3 separate regions of the Homo sapiens genome follow, and regions 2 and 3 are each linked to region 1. The links are chromatin loops, found by intact Hi-C in ENCODE. Cell type or tissue: GM12878. All regions are shown on one strand. Region 1 overlaps CACNB2 (calcium voltage-gated channel auxiliary subunit beta 2). Region 2 overlaps CACNB2 (calcium voltage-gated channel auxiliary subunit beta 2). Region 3 overlaps CACNB2 (calcium voltage-gated channel auxiliary subunit beta 2).

Region 1 (8,000 bases):
CTAACTATCATCTTTTTAGGCTGTAGGACAAGTAACACGACCCTGGTTTGATTTAGGAGCAACATTTCGATCCATGCTTGGTTAAAAGATACTTTAAAAGTTCTTTGCAGCAATGTCATCTAACTCATGACACAGCCACAGAGTCATGAACAAAAATGCCCCAATTACATAACAATTGAAAACCAAACCTACAGTCTATTGGGCTGTATCATGATGGCATATAAGCCCGAGAAACTGTTCAATTTTGGTATGTGAAACTTACATGAATAAATTAGCCGCAAATAGAACAATCTTATTTTCGGAATACAAACTGTAGTTTTTTTGTACTCTTCTTTACACACAATGCAAAATATAGAATATAGAATTCAGACTCTCAGCTGCAACCTATATTAACTACAATGCAGACTGTCATACATTATTTAATGTTCTTCATTATTTAATTTCAACTTCACAATGTTCTACGTGGCTAACATTGGTAGAGCAGATTCATTGATGGCAACTGGGCCACGTCCAGTTTTATCAGTTTCCACCATCACAAAACCCTCCCTGCATCTGCTATTTATGAACTGCCTTTCAGAGAAGACTGTCAGTCCTGGAGAAAATTTCCCTGCCAGGCGAGGTAAGAACATCATTCTGATATACAAAAGTACTGCTTTTTAGAAGTCAAGGTCTCCTGGCAGTTCCTCAGTAGACTATGATGGCAGCCGCACTAGAGGTCATGAATAATGTATTACATAAGGGCTGTCCATGCATTCAAACCAGAATCTCCTAACCACAATTCCCATAGCAACACACATAGATTTTACTCATCTCAGAGATGAGGCAGGCAGTAGAAATGCTATCCTGGTATTTCTAGCATGATCAACAAGGCACTTAGCCTTTTTCAAAACAAGTTTTTCAAAGGAAAATCAACAACCATGTTAAAATAGGTTCATTGAGAAGTGACTGAGTATCCCACAAACCAAGCCACCTTCAACTCGAACAATCTATGCTTTAGAAATAGCCACTATTCCAAGGACAGCATGGGAGAAAGAATTCAAATCACTGCAATGACTGAAATGAGACATGGCCTGAGATGAATCCTGTAACTATCTATTTCATAGCTGCTTTGCAGTCTCCCCTCCATATATACACACTTTATTAAGATGGAATGGAGAAGAACATGTTCTAAGAGAAGAAACTTTTAAAAATCAATAAAATCCTCTGTTGCTTTTGGAAAAGCATAATGTAATCCATTTTGAAAATACAGGATACTAACATAAAACACCTATGAAGTAAAATTCAGGGGAAAAACTGTTCAAGTCTAAGAAAATAAACAATAGCTTGAAGTCAGTCTGTTTTTTTTTTTTTTCTTAACAGAGATATAGTTTACTGTGGAAATGAAGTAAAACATGTTGATATTAGGTGCAGTTTTTCCTCTTGGCAAATTCAAGGATCCTTTTGTATGTGTCCAAATAAGCCATCCACCCACAGAAAAGAGTTGCTTGGATTATAAAACAACATAGAAGACCAGTCTTACATACCACACTTCCTTTTTCTACCAAGGGAAGAAACTAGGCTCCATTTTTTGTACCTTTCTAAAACCAGACAATGAAATTCTCTAATAGATCAAACAACCTTTAGGGGAAACTCCCACAGGTGGTCTATCAGGGGCACAGCACAACTTGCAAAGATCTTGGCAGGGAGGAAACGATTTTACCTTTGCTTTTTCCAACTGTGCCTGGGCCTGCCGCTCCGCTTCTCTGCGCACTGCCTCCCGGTCCTCCTCCAGAGATACATCGGAATCGGATGGACGGCTAGTGTAGGAGTCTGCCGAACCCTGGAGAGGAAAATGTACATTTTAAAGTAGATTCAGTCTATGATGTTTGCATTGGAAAAGTCTCATCGACACAGCAGTTAGCTTCCCGGATTGTTCTATACTTTCCTGAAAAGAGGAGAAAATAATTCATTTTGCAGCAACCTATCTAGAAAACCATGCTCTGGTTTGCAGACATTCAATAGAATAGTTGTGTCTACTGAGTTGCCATTCCTTCCCAAGCTTTATATTCCAAAAAACTATCCTTCCTGGAAGCCAGAACAAGTTGGTTTTATAATTAAACAGCTTGATGGTGCAGTGCAGAACTGAAGGACAACGATGGGTTTCAAGGATAGCTTCAAGAACAATCTACATGCTAAAGCAGGTATTTGAAACTAGGAGGACATTAAGCTTAACAAAAACATGAAAGAAAGTCTGAGTTATAAACTTGAACTCTCCAAAATGTCACTACCATGACATGATTCCCACTTTAATCTGAAAAAGCCTTGTTTACCTTTTTATACACCTGCTATTTTCTCTGATAAAACTGTAAGACACTAGCAGCTAACTTCACTCCATCTTCCAGCAACACATTTTAAAATACCTTTACCTAGATTTAATAAAAAGCCGTCTACAGAAAACACCTGCCTGGGATAGCTCATCTGGCAATTAATCACAACCTAGGAAAAGGAGCTCAAAAAATGAGAGGAATCTCCCTAGCTTCCCTCTCCTGCAATCATGATCCGATTAACCAAATCAAACCACCCTCTCTACCTGCACTCACTGCAACAACAGAAAAGCAGAGACAAAATAACCTCTCCCCACAAACGAAAGCCCTTGCGCTTACACAGATATCAGAATTCTTCAGCCTTCCTCCCTTGGCTCTTTTCAGAAGCCTGATCCAGGTGGCCTTCATGAGCCAGACAGCGCCTTTATCGTCCGCAGCTGCAGCCCCGGGCACAGGTTCTCAGTGCGCGCTGAGCCCCGGAGAACCCCAGCTCCTTTCCTATCCATGCTCTGGGCAAGCCCCTGTTCTCCGTCCCTTTCTGCCTCCGGGGCTTTCACTCCCTGCCCCAGAGGACTCCCATCCAGGGAGATTCTTATTTTCCCATTCCAGGAGGGGCTGAAAACACACACTCGAGTGCTTTATATTGCTTTAAAAATAAAGAAGACAAGTGCATTCAAAAGCCGAGCATCAACTCGTTCTAAACTTAATGCATCTCATAACCCTAAACATTCTCTTCCCTGCGCTCAAATTGTTAAAAGAAATTAGTTGTAAAAGAATCGCAGAAAAAAAAAAAAAAAAACTAGTGCAAAAACGTATGCAGTGACATTTGCAAGTGCAAAGTTCAAGCCTTATCTTTGGAGATCTCGAGGGGGAGGGGGGAGGCGGAGGGAGGAGGACGCACTCCCACACTGGGCATGCTCCATATGTCGCCTTTTTACGCAGATGCTCACATCACACTGTTAGTCTATGTCAAATTGCCATTTTACATCCGAAGTGTAAACAGCTGGAAAGGTCTCTTCGGTTCTATAGTAATCGGGCTCGTGGTATGTGTGTCTGTTTCTGTTTCAGATGAAACCTTCTCTCAAAAACAAAGCATGAGATCGTTTCCTTTAATAATCCCTTTCCATTACCTGCTCCACTAAGTGTGTCCTATACCACAAGGAGGTTCACAGGTAGTAAATATCATATGCAATATTGCATAGCAAAAATCAAATAATGCTCATCAGTCATAATATAGCACAGTTCTTTATTGCTTGTGACTTTCCAAACAAGATGCAAGAGAGTGACGTGGCCATTTAATTAGGACACGAAAGTAATCACCGCTTTATAAAGCGTTGAGTTTAAAGGAGCTCAAAATGACTTCGAACTGCTTCTCCAACTGAGAAACTACCATTTGAAATAAAGCCACTGGCATAAACAGCAGTGTGAATTGTTATAACCATACTTACAAGGAAATTTCAAAGCTTGGTTAATTTATTAGTTGGAGTTAAAATTCACAGAATAATTGAGTCCCAACTCTGCTTGTAGATGAGGTGAGTGAGGCTGAAGAAGGAAAGACACTAAAGTTATTAATTTCCTGTACTAATGAAATTACATTTTAAAAGTTTACTTATTAAGAAATATACACTTTGTTTTCTTGACATAAACAAAATGCTCTCATTGTAGTCTAAACTGCATTTGTTTGAGTGTGGTGGGAGAATATTTTGTACAAATAAAAATGAAAAAAAAAAGTGTTCTTAAGAATACTTAAGAACCACAGCTGGCTGCAGTGGCTCACGACCGTAACCCTAGGACTCTGGGAGGCCAAAGTGGGAGGATTGCTTGAGCCCATGAGTTCGAGACCAGCCTGGGCAACATAGTGAGACCCTATCTCAAAAAGTCTTCCTCCCTCCTCCTCCCTTCTACCCTTCCTCCCTCCCCACCTGGCACTCTGCACTAATATAATCTTCAAGACCCAAATACTAGAAAATACGTAGAATAGGGGTTTCAGAATGAAAGTTAGTGATCAGTTGTACCTCAATTGTGGTATCTTGACGTAAATTAATAGATCACCTATTGTTATGATGTGACTGTAAAATGCATGGGGGATAAAAATGCACTGCAAACTCTTCGTTCAAGCAAATTTACAAGGGAGAAATGAGTGTGTCAACACATACACACCTGGTAGGGGATTCCTGATCTTCCTAGAGGGCTTCTTATAGTAGTAGCAGCACAGTAGAAAATTACCAGGAAGCATAATTATACCCCATAAGGGGCCCCTGTCCCCACTGTCACCAGTCTTGCCATGTTAGACCCAATCACCCCGCTACAGGTTCAAGTCACACCTCAATGAAAAGACAAAGCTTCTATCAGTAAGAACCCAGCAATGACAGGAAGTACATAAAGAGAGGGCCGCATAACACCCACACATAATTTTGTGCGGTCTCATTCCCGCGGTCGCATTCCCGGTCTCATTCATTATTTTAAAATAAGATATAAAAAGTCCTTTGCTAATATTCAGATGGAGCTTTTACATTGCATAGTCACTTTGAGACCTGTTTCCAGGTTTAAATAGCAGTTAAAAACAAAAATCTCTTCAATGACTTTTGGCAATGGCTTGACTATTTTATAATACAGGATGTGACTACCAATTGATCTTTAGAGTAGTTCATAGAAGCATAGAAAGAGCTGGATTACCTTCATTCCTTGTATCTCTGATAGTATATACTTTCACACAAAAACAATTGTGTGTGTGTGTGTGTGTGTGTATGTGTGTGTGTGTGTGTGTGTGTGACAGTCTCACTGTCACCCAGGCTTGATAGACTGCAGTGATGCAATCATGGCTTACTGCAGCCTTGACCTCCTGGGCGAAAGTGATCCTCCGGCTTCAGCCTCCCAAGCAGCTGGGAATACAAGCATGTGCTCCCATTCCTAGCTAATTTTTAAATTATTTTTTGTAGAGATGGGTCTCACTATGTTGCCCAGGCTGGCTGGTCTCAAACTCCTGGGCTCAAGCAATCCTCCTGCCTCAGCCTCCCAAAGTGTTGGGTTTACAGGTGTGAGCCACCTCACCCAGCCTCAAAATATTTTTCGTTATAGAAGTTATATGCACCCAGCATTGAAAGACACACAAATAACGATCCCCTGAAAGTCTCCCATCCAAAGACAGCCACAGTTAAATAGTAGCATGTTTCAGTATCTGAAGCTGTTGCATGTTTGAAAGTCACCCTCCTGACATATGCCTTACAGTTAATCTCCTTTCTTGTGGGAGTGTGGATTTATTCAGTTAGAAGTGATATATCTAATTAAGCTTTTATCTTTGGAAACATATGGACTTTCTGGGTCATCGTGCCTCAAGTAGTCTTCAGTCAGGAACAGCTGGCGGTCGTTTCCATAACTCCGGAATAGGTTCATTACAAAATGTACCCTTGATCTCTAGGGCTCTTACAACGTGATTAGCTGGTCTTTTGCAGTATTTGTCCTTGTCAGTGCATCACATTTCAGCTACCCAGATTTCCTTTTCTACATCTTAATACCTGCATTTCTATTTGGACATTTCTGAAAATGTAACTTGTACTACTGTGTACTAATAGTTCCTCCCAGGATCATCACCTTTTATCCTTAGAGCTCTCACTTTGTGGGTTCATTGCTCATAGGAAAATTGCATATCACTGGATTAATTTATGCTTTTATCTACTCTTCAATTTCTTTTTCCACTTTTTTTTTTTTTTTTTTTTTTTGAGACGGAGTCTCGCTTTTGCTCTGCTGCCCAGGCTGGAGTGCAATGGCATGATCTCAGCTCACTGCAACCTCCATCTCCTGGCTCCAAGCAATTCTCCTGCCTCAGCCTCCTGAGTAGCTGGGATTACAGATGTGCACCACCACACTCGGCTAATTTTTGTATTTTTAGTAGAGACGGGGTTTCATTGTTTTTCCACTTTTATGTCTAACGTTCACACAAGAAAGCGTCACCCTTTCTTTTTTCTTTTTTCTTTTTTGAGATAGTCTCACTCTGTTGCCCAGGCTAGAGTGCAGTGGCTCAATCTTGCCTCACTGTAACCTCTGTCTCCTAGGTTCACGTGATTCTCCTGCCTCAGCCTCCAGAGTAGCTGAAATTACAGGCATGCGCCACCAGGCCCGGCTAATTTTTGTATTTTCAGTAGAGACGGTTTTGCCATGTTGACCGGTCTGGTCTTGAACTCCTGACCTCAGGTGATCTGCCCACCTCGGCCTCCCAAAGTGCTGGGATTACTGGCTTGAGCCACTACACCTGGCCACCCTTTTTCTTTAATGCTTTAAAAAATTTATATACTTTGCTGTTTTGATGCTGTACTCTGCTGTTTCACAGTCATCTATATTTTCAGCATCAGTATTTTGGAGCATTCTTGTATTTTTCTCTTTTAAAGCCCAAAAGATAAGAGTTGTAAGCCTATTTCATAGCGGCATCTTGGATCCCAAATTGTGTTCTTCTCTTTCTGTAGGAAATCTTTATATGAAGTCTTAAAGCCATGTTCTTGAGCAAAATCAACTTTTTATGAATCCAAAGGCCAGTCTGATTCTAGACAAAGCTATAACTCATCAAAATCCTCAAGATTTTAGACCACCTCCTCATGCATAGGACGATGCTGACCCAATGGCAAACTCATTGCTTGCTGGTCAGGCCCACATATTTTAAAATAAAGCAAAATGGGGCCAGGCACAATAGCTCACAACTGTAATCCCAGCACTTTGGGAAGCCGAGGTGGGTGGATCACCTGTGGTCAGGAGTTCGAGACCAGCCTGACCAACATGGTGAAACCCTGTCTCTACTAAAAATACAAAAATTAGCCAGGTGTGGTGGCACATGCATATAATCCCAGCTACTCGGGAGGCTGAGGCAGGAGAATCGCTTGAACCCTGGAGGTGGAGGTTGCAGTGAGCTGAGACTGTGCCACTGCACTCCAGCCTGGCAACAGAGCGAGACTCCGTCTCAATCAATCATCAATCAAAATGGGATAGACTTCAGCGGGCCAGGACCAAGGGGAAAGGGTTCTATCTTGTATTGTCTGTGGGGGAAGGGAGATAATTCTTTCATTTTTCATGGTGTTGTCATCTCTTTTCACAGTTTAGAATTACCTTCTGTTCTCTGGTGCAATGTAGATGCAAGAAATCTGAATTGCTATTCTCTGCTTTACTGGTTTCTTCATAAATAAAATCATAAACTATGGGCTGCATGCTGGCTCATGCCTGTAATCCCAGCACTTTGGGAGGCAGAGGCAGGCAGATCACTTGAGGCCAGGAGTTCAAGACCAGCCGGGGCAACATGGTGAAACCCCATCTCTACTAAAAATACAAAAATTAGCCAGGCGTGGTGGCAGGTGCCTGTGGTCCCAGCTACTCGGGAGGCTGAGGCAGGAGAATCGCTTGAACCTAGGAGGCAGAGGCTGCAGTGAGCAGAGAATACAACACTGTACTCCAGCTTGGGTGACAGAGGGAGACCCTGTCTCAAAATAATAACAATAAAATCATCAACTATGTACTGATGAGAGATCCTGACTCTAAACACTGAAAAATGACATAGCGTGCCAAGATGCGGGACAGTTGCATAAACATTGTATACCTTAGTTTGCAAACTGTCGTGTAATTATTATTCAAATTCATACGATGATGAAAATCTCAAATGTGATTGACCTATCATTTAGCTGAGTGTCAAAATAGTAACAGAGGTGATAGCAATAC
Region 2 (8,000 bases), 73 kb before region 1:
CACAGGAAACCTCTAGAGGGTACGTAAACCCCACAAAATTCTGTAACCGGGCTCTTGAGCTGCTTGCTTTGGCTGCTCTCACTCTATGTAGAGTATACTTTGTTTTCAATAAATCTCTGCTTTTGTTGCTTCATTCTTTCCTTGCTTTGTGGGTTTTGTCCAATTCTTTGTTGAAGACGCCAAGAACGTGGACACCCTCCACTGTAACAATAATACACTAATTACAATGCATTAACATGTTAAAAGACACTCCTACCAGTGCCAGGACAGTTTATAGATGCCATGGCAATGTCAGGAAGTTACCCTATATAGTCTAAAAGGGGGAGGAACCCTCAGTTTCAGGAACTGCCCACACCTTTCCTGGAAAACTCATGAACAATCCACTGCTTGTTTAGTATATAATCAAGAAATAACTATAAGTATATTCAGTTAAGCAGCCCATGCTGCTGCTCTGCCTATGGAGTAGCCATTCTTTTTTCTTTTTTTAACTTCTCTAACAAATTGCTTTCACCTTACTCTATGGCCTTGCCCTGAATTCTTCCTTGCACAAGGTCCAAGAACCCACTCTCAGGGTCTGTATTGGGATCCCTTTCTAGTAACACAACATTGGCTATGAACTGGACCGTGTACCTAAACCATTTCAAGCCCAGTTCCCACATATTAAAGAGGGTTTTGTAACTGTGAAGTGAGTCTGAACACACAAAGCTCTCAGCACAGTGCCTGGCACAGGGGACACACTCAAAACAAGGTAACTGTCATTATACGAAGTTTCAGAGGATCTTTCCTAACCAATCTTGAGTTCTGCCAGTTTAGTACTGGTATGATTTGTTATTTGGGGTAAGGTCAGGGGGAGGATCAATAAGGTACCCCTTCATTCAAAGATCAATAAGTGGAGCCATATCTTGGAATGTGGTCCAGCGGTGAGCATCATCTCTGATACTGCAATACAATAAGAAATGCTTATCTGATCTGCACACCTGTTTACTGGAATGCAGCTCCTAAAACTCTTATACTCTCCAAAGTGTTAAGTGTCTTTTGGCATGCTAATGAATGACTGGTGGCTGGGGTCTCCTGGAGAGCCTTGGGATGGGGCCTGGGTGCCAGAGGAACCAACCGTAATATTAAAGTGTTTGAACTTTCCGCCCCAACACCCTGACCTCTAGAGACAGGAAAAGGGTTGGAGACTGACTTAATCGCCAGTGGCCAGTGATTTAGTCAATGGTGCCTAAGTAACAAAGCTTCCATAAAAACCCAAAAGGATGGAGATCTGAGAGCTTCCAGGTGTGTGACCCCAGGGCCGTGCTGGAAGGGTGGCGTACCTAGATACGGCATGGATGTTCTGCACCCTCTCCCATCCCTCTCTCCTCTGGCTGTTCCTGAGTTGTATCCTCTTATAATAAACTAGTCATCTAGTAAGTCGGCTGTTCTCTTGAGTTTTATGAGCCCTTCTAGCAAATTATAGAACCTGAGTAGGGGGCCATGGGAACCTCTGATCTGTAGTTGAGTTGGACAGAAGTTGAGGATAACCTGGAGACTCATCACTTGTGCGACTGGCATCTGAAGTGGGGACAGTCTTTTGGGACTCAGCCTTCAACCTGTTGGGTCTGCACTAACTCCAGGTAGATAAGGTCAGAATTGAATTGCAGGACGTGGCATTAGCATCTGCAGAGAACTGGAGAACTGCTTGCTGTTGGGGGGGAAAACAACCCACATCTGTTGTTGGAAGAATTGAGAGTAGTGGGAGAGTAGAGAGGAAACAGTTTTCCTTTCGGTGCTGCAATGCTGAGTGGCACGGAGCTAAGGAAGCCAACATTGAGTTGCATCTTTCTCAAGGCAAGGTAGATGTGCTTCACAGATCTAAGGCCACCCATCCAGGTCAGGAGCCGTGCGCTGTTACTAAGGAGAAAGTGCGTGTGTGGGAACACAACCCCTAGGAAAACAGTTGGGGAATTGGCATCTCCACCTTTGTACAGTCTAACAATCCATGCTGATTGCCTAATTGCACCTTAGTTTAGGAGCCTGAGCACCTGGCTTGGTGCACTTGGCTTAGTTTAGGACGCTGAGCCTAGGCATGTCCTTAACGTCGGCAAAATAAGCTTCTCCATTGATTGAGACCTGTCACAGAGACAGGTCTTGCTTGCTACCAGAGGGTGACCGTTGAGCCAGATTCCACTGTCCCTGAGAGTCCCCCTGCCCCTCCGGCCCTAGGCTTCTTTGTACATTAAACAGCAAGTCTGCAGGGTGCCTTTCAATTCTAACACATTATTCTCCCGCCAGCTGCGGTCATGTTCAGATTTGCAATGTTCCCCTTCGCCACCATGACAGCTTCTTCCTACCCAAAACTATAATTATATGTTTTCAGAAGGCCCATTTTCTATGTGAGAAATTTCAGCAAAACATCTCAAAACATCATGTTCCATCATCTTAACTATTAGAGATAAAAGAGCTCTTAGCGAGCAAATCCAACCCTCGCATTTTAAAATGAAAAACGGAAGCCCAGCAATTTTGTGTCTCACTCAAGGTCACAGAGAGCAGCGTGGCGGGGAGCTGCACCTGCAGCTTCTAGCTCCTTGTCTGGCACTTAAATCCAGTTACACCCTGGCCCTGGTTCTGATACAAGAAAAACCCTATTGAAACCTTAGGGAATTATTTTTCACTTTAGATGGCAGTTTTCGATTGCTATTTTACAGCTAGGAAAAGATAAGTATATTTTTTAAAGAAGCAAACACAACTGTAAAGTCAATCTCCTTCTTCACTTCGGCTATTTAAAGCAAGTTACGTGAATTCTCCGGGTGACTGATAAGAGAAGGCACGCATTTCTGGCATCCCTTACTAACACACCAGTGCACCAGAAAAGTATTGACTGATGGCTCCAGACACTAATAAGTCCAGAGTCTGTTCCTAGGAAAATGCTCTGCATGCGTCATTAAGGCTATTTTCAGGCTTGCTGTCTTGAACTGAAAGTAAACTAGCACTGGTGATTCTGAATTTAAATGTGATTTCAGTAAGGGAAGGAGCAAGCGCAACATATTTTCAGGGCTTGGGGCCTGGCAATATTTTTTAAAAGGCTGTAATAAATCTATAGACTTTTACAAGATATGACTTTTATAAGTTCTTTGAATAACAACCCAAATATTACCTGTGTATTTATCAATTCATATTAACTTGAATTGAAATACTCCTATCCAAAACAGGCATTTGTTTCCACTGCAGATGGGTCATACCATATTATACCAAGTAGAAATCACCTGTGATACGTTAACAGGCGAGCGGGGCCCCACCTGAAAAGTATTTCACAGAATTGCCAGTGGGTGGAGCTAAAGCGTGGACAATTTTTAGTGATGACCTTCAAAAGCACCACAGTTGATTCTCATACATGTCTTTGATTAAGAACCACTGATATTACCGAACAACAATGCAAATTTGGCTGCACCATTTCAACATATCCCACATTCAGGAATGGAACTCTCCATTGGAAGAAAGAGAGAATGTATTCTACAGCAGCGATGCTCAAATTTGATTTTGCATCATTTTCAGCAGCTGGGGTGGGGCTTGTTGAAAATACAAATGGCACATTTCACCCCAAACCTAATAAACTGAAATGGCTACAGAAAGGTGAGCTCAGGTAGCTACATTTTGAAGCAAGGTATAAAGAATATTTAGAAGCACACAAAATTTGAGAACCAAACCTCTCTGAAATTCTTCCTGAAAGGCTGCTTGTTTTCTAAAGACTGAACTGAAAATAGTAAACCAATACGTTTATTAAGGAGATGTGGTTGTATCAGACACAATTTTAAAACAGACCTAAATTTAAACCAAAGACACTAAAGCTCTTCCACCCACTCCCTAAACCTCCATTGTATGGGTTAACAGGCTAAGGAGGTGGCTTTTATCATGGAACCAAGGTAGGCAAGAAGCGTAGAAAAATGGGCTGGGGGCCAGGCACAGTGGCTCATGCCTGTAATCCCAGCACTTTGGGAGGCCAAGGCGGGCGGATCACCTGAGGTCAGGAATTCAAGACCAGCCTGGCCAACATGGTGAAACCCCATCTGTACTAAAAATACAAAAATTAGCCATGTATGGTGGCGTGCACCTGTAGTCCCAGCTACTCGAGAGGCTGAGGCAAAAGAATCACTTGAACCCAGGAGGTAGAGGTTGCAGTGAGCCGAGATCCCAGCACTGCATTCCAGCCTGGGTGACAGAGCGAGACTCCATGTCAAAAAAAAAAAAAAAAAAAAAAAAAAAAAAAAAGAAGAAAAGTGGGCCGGATATTAAAGGAATTGAGACTCCTTATTCGAGAATGCTTCAGCTAGTCAACCATGGGGCTCAAGACAAGCAGAAAAGAAAGCAAAGCCGGGAAGAGAAACTGAAACCTGTAAGGTGCATATGACATCAAAGAGCAGATGGATAGGAATGGGGGCAGTGAAGGAGCCAGAGAGATGACTGTAATGAAAAAGGGAGATACGGGAGTTGAACACGTCTGGGGTGAGACATATTTGTTACTTTACATGCAGGTCTTCCAAAGGCAGTTAAACAGAAAACAAATGCCTAGTGATGTTAGGATGTTGCTTGAGTAGTATATGATATTTGTAGAGGTATTTACAATTTTTAAAACATCTTTACAGATTTCATCATTTACTACATACATTTCCCTACCTAGCGATTTCTTCTTTACCTCAATTATAAAAGGACATTTTTAAGATCCCTTCTGAGTCAGAAAGTCAAATATTTTCAACAGGTATATTAAGTACTATTATTCCCACTTTGCAAATGAAGAACATCAGATGGCAGGCCATAGTTACATGTGGTAGAGACAGGAGTCTAAGCTGTAATTCCAACTCCACTGCCCCATAATTTCTGCTCCAATTTTAGACTTTGGCTAACTAGTGCTCCAGAGGACACAGGAAAAAAATACAAAGGCGTAAACCATGGGCAGTTTCACAAAAACCAGTGGCTGCAGGATAATAGCTTCCTATCTTGCAGAAAATGATACTGACAAAGACGAATTTTTAGGTTATAAAAAATAAATATCTTAATTACATTCTGTAGGGAAAAGGGTAGTCTTTATTATGAACAAATAATTTCTTAATTTTAAGGTCTTCCAGAAACACTCATCTGACAAACTTTTCAATTCTGTTCAATACCTTTCTTCCTTTCTTTCTTTCTGAGATGGAGTTTCACTCTTGTTGCCCAGGCTGGAGTGCTGTGGCATGATCTTGGCTCAATGCAACCTCCGCCTCCTGGGTTCAAGCTATTCTCCTGCCTCAGCCTCCCGAGTAGCTGGGATTACAGGCACCCGCCACCATGCCCAGCTAATTTTTTGTATTTTTAGTAGAGATGGGGTTTCACCATGTTGGCCAGGCTGGTCTTGAACTCCTAACCTAAGGTGATCCACCCACCTTGGCCTCCCAAAGCTCTGGGATTACAGGTGTGACCCACCGCACCCGGCCCTGTGTAACACCTTTCATTTGACCACATCGATGGCTGTGGGACTTGAAATGGCATCTACCATAAAATTAACACTGTTGTTGGGAACCAGGAGAACGGACACTGGCATGCTTGGCTCATACATTCATACCCTTTCCCCTTGCATGTCAGTCTCTGTGACCAGGGTGAGTTCCTTTAAGGACAGATGGTTTCCTTTATCTTTTAATTCTGCTGCTGACACCACCACCATCCACACCCAGCATTTGAGAAAGATTGCAACAAACATCTCAATGCCTACCAGGTGCCAGACGCTGAAGACACCAAGCTAAGTGCTTGTGAAAAATCAATTTAAAGGGGGAACAGACATAGCGTAATAGGATCTGGTGAACTGCATGTATAATTTAGGGGTGAACAAACTGTATGCAAAGGCTCCATGCAATGCAACTGAAGCAGGTTTAGATAGAAAGGTGAGAGATATAGTGTATATATAATATATACAGAATAACGTAAATAGTATATATAATATACACAGTATATCATAGTCTATCCAGTATATCATATGTAATATATACAATACAGTATATCAGTCTCTATATAATATATACCACATATAATATACACCATATGTTATATACTATATGTAACACATGCTGTATATCATAGTCTATATATAATATATGCAATATATCACAGTCTATATGATATATACTATACATTATATACAATATATATATTATATACATGTTGGCCAGGCCAACCTCAAACTCCAGACCTCAGGTGATCCTCCAGCCTCAGCCTCCCAAAGTGCTGGGATTACATGCATGAGGCACCATGCCTGGCCCTGAATACATTTCTTTTTAATGTGGATTTTAAATTTTTTTATTTTGGCTAGTGCAATTATCTGGTTTTCTTAAATAGAGATGAAAACGCATTCAATAAATATATAATATATATTCAATTCCTAAGTTGAATACTTTATTTTAAATGTTCATTAATTTTCATAGATATTAACTGCAAAGTGGATTTATAGCATGATAAAGAAAAAATATGAGTATAATTAATCTCTGTTTTTGTTGTTGGGTTGTATTCAAAGATGAATAGAACCAGGACTCTTAACCTCAAGATCCCAGGACTTATTGGGGTGGATAACATTGTACATAAACATGTATAAATGTGGTTAAATAGGTTTTAATAAAGAGTAGGGAGGATTTAGAGAAACTGTATCAACCATTAGATTTATTTTTATTAGTAACTAGATATTCCTTCCATGGATGTGGTTACGATTTTATAGTAACTTCTGGACCAAACCATGAAAACACTGTTGAACTTAGTTTATTATCAGTAACTCTCCATCTCAAGAACGTCATCTCTCTGAGCCTCAATTTGTACAAATGTAAAATTAAGAGGTTAGAACCGAACTACTTGTAATACAGTCTAAATAAGTTTTCCTAAGAACCACCCCACATAGGGGTCAGACTTCTAGATTTGGATACAGTTTAGGAATTTGCTAGAATTAAGCAAGAGGACTTGGAACATGAGGTTGGTTTTCATTCAAAATACAGCTGCTAAAAAGTTGAGCTAACTGCCATGCTTGCCAACAACATATTAAATACATCAAGTGGGATGACACTAGAGAGGCATAAATATTAGCAACGAAATAAAGGAAGATGGGGTAATTGACAGACTGGTGTGAAGGAAGGAATGATAAAAACCAACCCATCCAATGGCGATGTCCATGGTGCTGACCTTGAACCCCCAAGGGTGATATAACAAACTAGGCTCTGTGCTTTCTCTTTTTTTCTCCCTGAGACAGGGTCTCCCTCTGTCACCCAGGCTGGAGTGCAGTGGTGCACTCATAGCTCACTGCAGGATGGACCACCTGGGCCCAAGCAATCCTCCCACCTCAGCCTCCAGAGTAGCTGGGACCACCATGCATGGCTGATTTTCTAATTTTAATTTTTGTAGAGACAGGGTCTCGCTTTGTTGCCCAGGCTGCTTTTGCACTCCTGGGTCAAACAATTCTTAATATTATTAAATTTAAAAATATTTGCTTCTTCATAGCAACCAGTGCCAGTTATCTGCAAACATTTTATAGTAACCACCTGGCTGTATATCACTTATGGCACCTTTAAAAAATTCAGATGCATGGCCAGGCATGGTGGCTCATGCCTGTAATCCCAGCACTTTGGGAGGCTAGGGCGGGCGAATCACCTGAGATCTGGAGTTTGAGACCAGCCTGACCAACATGCAGAAACCCCATCTTTACTAAAAATACAAAATTAGCTGGGTGTGGTGGTGCGTGCCTATAATCCCAGCTACTCCACAGGCTGAGGCAGGAGAATTGCTTGAACTCGGGAGGCAGAGGTTGCAGTGAGCTGAGATTGTGCCACTACCCTCTAGCCTGGGTAACAGGAGTAAAACTCCGTCTCAAAACAAAATAAAACAAAACAAAAAAAATCAGACGCTCAGTCTGCAGTTTTGCCTGAATGCCTGCAGATTCAGATTTACTAAGTTTGGGGTGAACTTTATATTTAGCTGTATAACTTAAAGGTTGTTTGTCTGTTTGTTTTGTT
Region 3 (8,000 bases), 58 kb before region 1:
ATTTCAGACATCTCTCCAGAGCTCCAGGAAAGTTTGCAGATGCCAAGGCAGCTATGTCTTATCAGATACTGGATAAACTCCCTCCTCGAGTGCCAAAGGATAGATTGGAAGCCACTGGCATTTCCCACTCATACTGTTCGAGGAGTTGCAGAGTTGGGTGATGGTACAACGCCAAAAAAAAAAAAAAAAAAAAAAGCTTTATCGAAATGCCTAAAGCAGGGGTCTCCTGCACAGCTGGGGGCGGTGAGCAGTGGGTGAGTGGGTGGCATTAGATTTTCATTGCAGCGTGAACCCTGTTGTGAACTGCACATGGGAGGGATCTAGGTTGAGACTCTAACTAATGCCTGATGATCTGGGGTGGAACAGTTTCATCCCAAAACCATCTCCCACCCCCTCCCCACCTGTGGAAAAATAGTCTTCCAGGAAACTCGTTCCCTGGTGCCAAAAAGGTTGGGGACCACTGGCTTAAAGCACACACATTCAAAAAATATAAATATATCTTGATAGAATCAGGGAAGTCATGAACACTGGATTTGAAAGGAACTGAAAAGGGAGAATGCTATCAAACAAGAAAGTTAAAGCCTTGAAAGGGGTCTGACCAGAGAGTGATCTGTTACAGCAAGACAGTCACTCTGGATAAAGTTCAAAAGATAAAGGTGGAATAACGCCTGGCACCTTGAGGATAGGGATCGAAAGAATTGTGTGTAATTGAAGAAGGGATGCTGGTGTAAAGATAGAGCAAGAAAGGCAGGGCGCAGTGGCTCATGCCTGTATTCCCAGCACTTTGGGAGGCCGAGGTGTGCAGATCAGGTAAGGATGGGTGATCAACATGGAGAAACCCCATCTCTACTAAAAACACAAAATTTTCTGGGCGTGGTGGCGCATGACTGTAATCCCAGCTACTCGGGAGGCTGAGGCAGGAGAATAGCTTGAACCCAGGAGGCGGAGGCTGCAGTGAGCCAAGATCACGCCATTGCCCTCCAGCTTGGGCAACAAGAACGAAACTCGGTCTCAAAAAAGAAAAAGGAAAGAAAAGAAATAGAGCAAAAAGTGGATTTTTTTTTTTTTTTTTGGAAAGATCTTGCTTTTTCACCCAGGCTGGAGTGCAGTGGCACTATCACAGCTCACTGCAGCTTCAACCTCCCACGCTCAAGTGGTCTTCCCACCTCATCTTCCTGAGTAGCTGGGGCCACAGGTGTGCCCTACCATACATAATAATTTTTGTATTTTTTGTAGAGATGGGGTTTCACTACATTGTCCAGGCTGCTCTCGAACTCCTGGGCTCAAGTGATCTTCCCGCCTTGACCTCCCAAGGTGTTGGGATTACAGGTGTGAGCCAGCATGCCCAACCAGAATCCTTTATTTATTTTTTTAAATGGGAGGGTTTCAAAGACTTTTTAACCTGCCGAAAAGAAAATCTTCCCTGGCACCATCACTAAACTCAATCTCTAGGCTTGTATACATCAGAACTCCCACAGGAAAAAATAGAAATAATTTTGAAATATCCCTACACATATTAGAAAAAGTCAGTCCTACTTAACTATCAGAGCTGTGTGTATAAATGTTGTAAGTGATGAATTTGAGAAAGGCTTCCCTTGGAACTTATCCCTACTAAACCTCCGAGAGCTCATCATTCAGAGAAAGAATGTAAATGTGCAAACAGAAGTTGAATACATTGGGCTAGAAGATAATCCCTGGTTCTTTCCAACATGCTTTATGTTAATCTACTGACAGCCACAAACAAAGAGGTAAAACATGAATTAAAACAACACTCCTAATCTCTCCCAGGCCTTTCTTTTATGCATGATTATAGATGTCCATGATCCCACTTGCCATTTGAGAATATGTGTGTACGTGTGTATATATGTATGGACATATACATACATAAATAATAATGTAAGATATGATTTTCTTAAATGAAACCCAAATATGTTAGTATTCGACTTTTTTTCCTTTTCTTTTGAGATGGAGTCTCGCTCTGTTGCCCAGGCTGGAGTGCAGTGGTGCGATCTCGGCTCACTGCAACCTCGGCCTCCTGGGTTCAAGTAATTCTTTCACCTCAGCCTCCCGAGTAGCTGAGATTACAGGCACCCATCGTCATTCCCAGGTAATTTTTGTATTTCTGTAGAGACAGAATGTTGGCCAGGTTGGTCTTGAACTCCTGACCTCAGGTGATCCACCCATCACGGCCTTCCAAAGTGCTGGGATTACAGGCGTGAGCCACTGCGCCCGGCCAGCATTCTACTTTTACAAACAGCTGGAGAGTAAGAACTGCCCAAATAACTACATAACATATCTAGAACATTATGGATCTTTTTAGTTAGCAATAATATGATACATAATAATAAAAAAGGGAGAAATAACTATTTGCTGTTTTTGGTGAATTTCACCCAAGCATTGGTCATGCCATAGAGCACCACAGCCAGGTGAGAAATTCTTAGCTCCTAACTGGCAGCACCACTGTATGGCTGTGTAAAGCCTGGATGATTCAGGTATTCCCAGCATTGAGGTGATTTGTGGTGTGGTGGCGGTCAGCCCCATGAAACTCTGAAAGAATGGTCTCAGTCCAGAAAACCACAAGTCCCATGGGATAATCTCAGCCACCTCCTTCCTTCAAAATTGTTCCAAAGGATAGTGATATTTCTGCAGAAGAAACAGAAAAATGATAGCTGGGAGGGGCAAATGACAATTGGTCTAATGTTTCTAGTGTCATTAGGACATGAGATTTTAATGTTCTTGGCTATAGCTGTGACAATGAGGCAGCAATATTCTTTTGACAGAAGCCAAAACTGTATGTTTTTAAAATTTTTAACTAAAAATTCATAGTATCTTCAATGTTGAGCTATCAACAGGAGCAGAAGTCTTTTTAAAAAATGTTTGTGAAAGTTCATCTTGGGCCAGGTGCAGTGGCTCGCGCCTGTAATCCCAGCACTTTGGGAGGCCGAGGCGGGGAGATGACCTGAGGTGAGGAGTTCAAGACCAGCCTGGCCAACATGGTGAAAACCCATCTCTACAAAAATGCAAAAATTAGCTGGGCATGATGGCGGGTGCTTGTAATCCTAGCTACCTGGGAGGCTGAGGCAGGAGAATTGCTTGAACCTGGGAGGCGGAGGTTGCAGTGAGCCAAGATCACGCCATTGCCCTCCAGCCTAGGCAACAGAGTGAGACTCTGTCTCAAAAAAAAAAAAAAAAAAAAGTTCACCTTACTTTTTTCCTACTGTTAATAGTATAATAGTATGCATAGGCCTTTGAATTAGTTGGCCATTGCAGTTAGGATGCTAATAACAAGTGAAAAAAAATCTTGATTTTATTAGGACTATTATTTATATCCTTTGGGACCTTTTTGTCTTATATGTAGGACATTTCTTAAAATTTTGTTTATTAATTCCATGTTAAGGCATGAAGAAAGACTATGGAAGAGTTTCTAAATGATACTGTTGTAATTATTCATTTGTATGTACCCAGCATGTATTGAGACTAGTATGTGTTGAGTACTAGTATGTACTGAGCATACAGTAAATGAAACAGACACAATTCCCATCCTCATACAGTTTATACAACCTTTTAGAATCAATGCAAGTAGGAATTCACCACATGCAAATTAATAGTAAAACATGAAAGTCAACTAGAATAAAATTTTCACATTTCCTAGACTTTTACAATACTTGATTTGCCAAATTTGTTTTTGAACTTGAATCTCACTATTTTTATCTTAAATTATGACTCCACAGGAAGATATGAATTCATTTGCAACAGAAAACCTTAATAGATTTTATTACTTAGTTTCAAACAAGCGTAAATGTTTGCATAGTCTAAAATACTTGTATATTTTTAAAGGGAGTGTTTCATAAAAGACAATGAGATAGCAGAATTGGTTAAATGATTTCTCTGCATCATCAAAATATTTCAAAAATAATTTTCTGGCTTAGTGAAATGTGTCTGTAGTCCAAGGCTGGTAATTATCTAAAACAATTAGCTGTGTTGAGAACAAATACATTCTACTAAAAATAAGTTGATTTTTATATTTAGTACTTCTCCAAACATTTTCTCCTTTTTTTTTTCCTTTTTTGAGATGGAGTTTTGCTCTTGTCACCCAGGCTGGAGTACAATGGTGCAATCTTGGCTCACCACAACCTCCGCCTCCCGGGTTCAAGTGATTCTCCTGCCTCAGCCTCCCACGTAGCTGGGATTTCAGGCATGTGCCACCATGCCCAACTAATTTTGTATTTTCAGTAGAGACGGGGTTTCTCCATGTTGGTCAGGCTGGTCTTGAACTCCTGACCTCAGGTGATCCGCCCACCTCAGCCTCCCAAAGTGCTTGGATTACAGGCATGAGCCACCGCGACCGGCCCTCTCCTAATTTTTCTTTTACTCTAAAAAGTTAATGTAAAAGACTGCTGCTGTGCTAAGGAGAGCTGGGACATATTTAAACTAAGGACTATTACCCAGCAGCATCTTAAAAGGAGGCATTGCTATGTGGGAGGAACTTAATTTATGCTATACAGTCTAAGGTGATAGCATTAAGTTTTCTGAATATAATTAATAGAGTTTATTTCAAAAGTTCTTGGAGGGCCAAGTGTGGTGGCTCATGCCTGTAATTCCAGCACTTTGGGAGGCTAAGGCAGGAGGATACTGTGAGCCCAGTAGTTCAAAATCAGCCTAGGCAACATACAGAGGTCCCGTCTCTATAGAAAATGAAAAATTAGTTGGTTGTGGTGGCGCATGTCTGTAGTCCTGGTTACCCAGGAAGCTGAGGCAGGAGGATCACGCAGCCCCAGGAGGTTGAGCCTGCAGTGAACCATGACTGCACACTGCACTGCAGCTTGGACACAGAGTGAAACTCTGTCTAAACATACACCCACACCCAAAGTTCTTGGAGGTGTATTTGTGCACCCATGCTCATAGCATCATTACTGACAGTAGCCAAAAGTCATGATCTGTGTGTAGACTATGCCCAGTGGTAGAAGGCAGAGGTCTGAAGGGCCCTTAAGGGGAGAAAGGGAACAGGAGGAAGGCTGCATTATTTACAGTAGCCAAAAGGTGGAAGCAACCCGAATGTCCACCAATAGATGAATCAAATAAACCCAATTGTGGTATATGCATACGGTGGAATATTATTCTGCCTTAAAAAGGAAAGAAATTCTGATAAATGCTATAACATGGGTGAACTCTGAGGACATTATCCTAAGTAAAATTAGCCAGTCACAAAAGGACAAATATATGATTCCACTCATACCAGGTAGTTAGAATGGTCAACATCATAGACGCAGAAAGTAGAATAGTGGTTGCTAGGCCTGGAGGAATGGAAAGTGATACAGTTTGGATCTGTGACCCCACCCAAATCTCATGTCAAATTGTAATCCTCAGTGTTGGAGGTGGGGCCTGGTGGGAGGTGATTGGCTCATAAGGGTGGCCTATGAATGGTTTAGCACTATATCTTGGCGCTGTTCTCGTGATAGGATTCTCATGAGAACTGGTTGTTTATTTTATTTTCTTGAGATGGAGTCTTGCTCTGTCATCCAGGCTGGAGTGTAGTGGGTGTGATCTTGGCTCACTGCACCCTTCGCCTCCCAGGTTCAAGTGATCCTCCTGCCTCAGCCTCCCAAGTAGCTGGGATTACAGGTGTGTACCACCACACCTGGCTAATTTTCCTATTTTCAGTAGAGGCGGGGTTTTGGTCAGGCCGTTCTCGAACTCCTGGCCTGAAATGATAAGCCCGCCTCAGCCTCCCAAAGTGCTGGGATCACAGGTGTGAGCCACCGTGCCTGGCCAAGATCAGTAGGAAGTTTCTTAAGGGAGAGGCATTATGAAAGTGGTCATGTACATTCATCTGTCAAGAAAGTAAAGATTCCATTAAATAGAGGAAGAAGAATAATTGACAACAACGAGACTGGTTCAGTGGGAAATGGAAAAAAAGGCAAGCATGTAGATGTCTGTAAACGCAGGAAATATCTTATTTCCGGTGTAACTGCACAAACTATCCTTGGTATAAATAGAAACATCAGCTTTAATGGAACAAAATGTCACCCTCAGTGAGCATCCTTCATGGACCATCAAGCTAGGCCATGCCTCATTTCACTGCCAACCAGTGAAGCTCAATTCTACTCAGCTAATGAAAAGAAATTCTGCTAAAAGGATAGAGTTAGAAGCCCACCACTTTTGCTGGGTTATGACCTTCTTATTATCATACTAAAGCAGAATCCATTTGCAGTTGCAGAACAGCAGCTGGAACACAGATGGGGCCTGCAGAGTTAAAACACTTAAGGAACCTTAGTGCCTTAACCTTCTTAAAATTCCTGAAAGATAAGCAAGTGAAAAGTGTTGAGTGATATACAATTTGCCCTTGGGCTAAGTTCCATTACTAAAAACTCCTTCACCAGCATTTTCTACACCAACTTTATACACTATTTATCCCCTAAGGAAGAGCCAGTTGGTATTTACCTGTGTGAACACAGGTGTTCCCAACAGAATTAACCTCCAACAACAGCAATAGCAGAATGTAAACCAGATTACTCACTCTTTCTCTGAAAATGTTTTCTTATCTCCAGGAATCTTCAAACACAGCTCTCCTACCTCAGTTCTTCCAAGTAACTCTATCAGCACTCATCTACCTAATAACTTAAGTGCCGTTTCTAAATCAAAGTCTTAGGCAACACTTTCTTACTAAGTCACCAACCCAACCTATCACCAAGCACTCTTGGAGTCAACCAGCCCCCACATGTTCCTTTCCAAACTGTGCAATGACTGCTGTGCATTTGTCTGTCACACTTTTTCCTAAAAATATAAGTTCCTCTGATGCACCTTTTAATGCTTTTTCCAGAGGCACATATTGGTGGATATTATTATGTGAACTCTCATTATGACTTTGGTGTTGACTTTTCACGTCAATGAGTACGAATACCACTTTTTTTTTTTTTTTTAAGAGATTGGGTCTCACTCTGTCACCCAAGGCTGCAGTGGCACAGTCATAGCTCACTGCAGCCTTGAACTCCTGCACTCCAGTGATCCTCCCACCTTGGCCTCCACAGCAGCTGGGACCACAGGTGCCTGCTATCACGTCTGGCTAATTTTTTAATTTTTTTGTAGCGGGGGGCAGTCTTTCTATGTTGCCCAGGCAGGCCTTGAACTCCTGGCCTCAAGCAATTCTCCTGCCTTGGCCTCCCAAAATACTGAGATTGCAGGCGTGAGCCACAGTATCCATCGATATCACACTTTTGAAAAAACCAGTATCATCTGTCTCCTCCATTGGAAAGAAAATTGTGCATGTGTGTGCTTTTGAAATACTACACAGTCCATTGACATTTAAAGTGCAAGTACTGTGCAGACGTACCAACTGCATTTTCTTTAAAACTTGGTCCTATGATTGATATTAAATGCTTTAATATATGCATTCCCAACAGGGGCAATCTCATCCCCAAGGGGGCAAACGTTTGTTCTTAGGGGGTAAAAAAACAATCTTACTCATTTTGAGTATAAAGTAGAGATACACATACAGTACCTAGAAAAATACACGGTGGTATAGACATGTCTGTGGTATGAAATTTTATGGAGGGAGGGATGGTGATTAGGAAAAAAACTGCCTAGAAAAGGCCCCTTAAGGGGGCGATTAATGACAAAGGTTGAAAAACGCTGGTTTTAAATGAAACATTAATGTTAATACAGTAACACAATATAGGTACTTATTAGGGATCCTTGAAATCTGTAGATATCATTTTCTGTTGGACCCTTTCTCTAATTCCTGAGTATTTGGTACTACTTCCCCTGAATGTTCCTAAGGGACAGAACCCTTCTCCCATCAAAGCACCCATCACTCTACATGATAACTGTCCATTTTATTTTACCCCTCACTGTCCTGTTTACATTTCAAGAGAATAGAGACTGTCTTCATTCATTCATTATTTATACAATACCTATTGTGGGAAAGGCGCTGGGCTTGTTCCTGGGAGTACAATCAGAAACAAGTGAAACACAAACGCAGGCCTCCAGGCACCTCCATGCTA

What was found. A loop is a pair of places that touch in the nucleus more often than their neighbours do. Peaks named below come from ENCODE experiments on the same cell type or tissue, not always from the same donor. Only the 100,000 strongest peaks of a DNase experiment are listed, where the experiment ranks them.
Region 2: a loop joins it to region 1, with 2.6 times the contacts of the local background. A loop is called at or near these places in 3 of 110 quality-filtered maps.
Region 3: it touches region 1 in a loop (2.6-fold over the local background); 2 of 110 quality-filtered maps call a loop at or near these places.

Annotation. Positions count from the first base shown.
Region 1 is chr10:18,395,743-18,403,742 of GRCh38, reverse strand. It overlaps CACNB2 (calcium voltage-gated channel auxiliary subunit beta 2), which reads right to left. Exons shown (of 14, transcript NM_201596.3): 3 at 1,700-1,819. Among named protein-coding and RNA genes, the nearest start is that of CACNB2-AS2, 140 kb to the right of the region's middle. In GM12878, no CTCF peak of the experiment used is centred here; DNase peaks (open chromatin) are centred at 3,262 and 4,422.
Region 2 is chr10:18,468,473-18,476,472 of GRCh38, reverse strand. The region is part of intron 3 of CACNB2 (calcium voltage-gated channel auxiliary subunit beta 2); the gene reads right to left. Among named protein-coding and RNA genes, the nearest start is that of CACNB2-AS1, 67 kb to the left of the region's middle. RefSeq lists an enhancer at 4,260-4,479. In GM12878, a CTCF peak has its summit at 3,301 (motif pointing right); a DNase peak (open chromatin) is centred at 4,372.
Region 3 is chr10:18,453,960-18,461,959 of GRCh38, reverse strand. All of the region lies in intron 3 of CACNB2 (calcium voltage-gated channel auxiliary subunit beta 2), which reads right to left. Among named protein-coding and RNA genes, the nearest start is that of CACNB2-AS1, 81 kb to the left of the region's middle. In GM12878, no CTCF peak of the experiment used is centred here; a DNase peak (open chromatin) is centred at 4,799.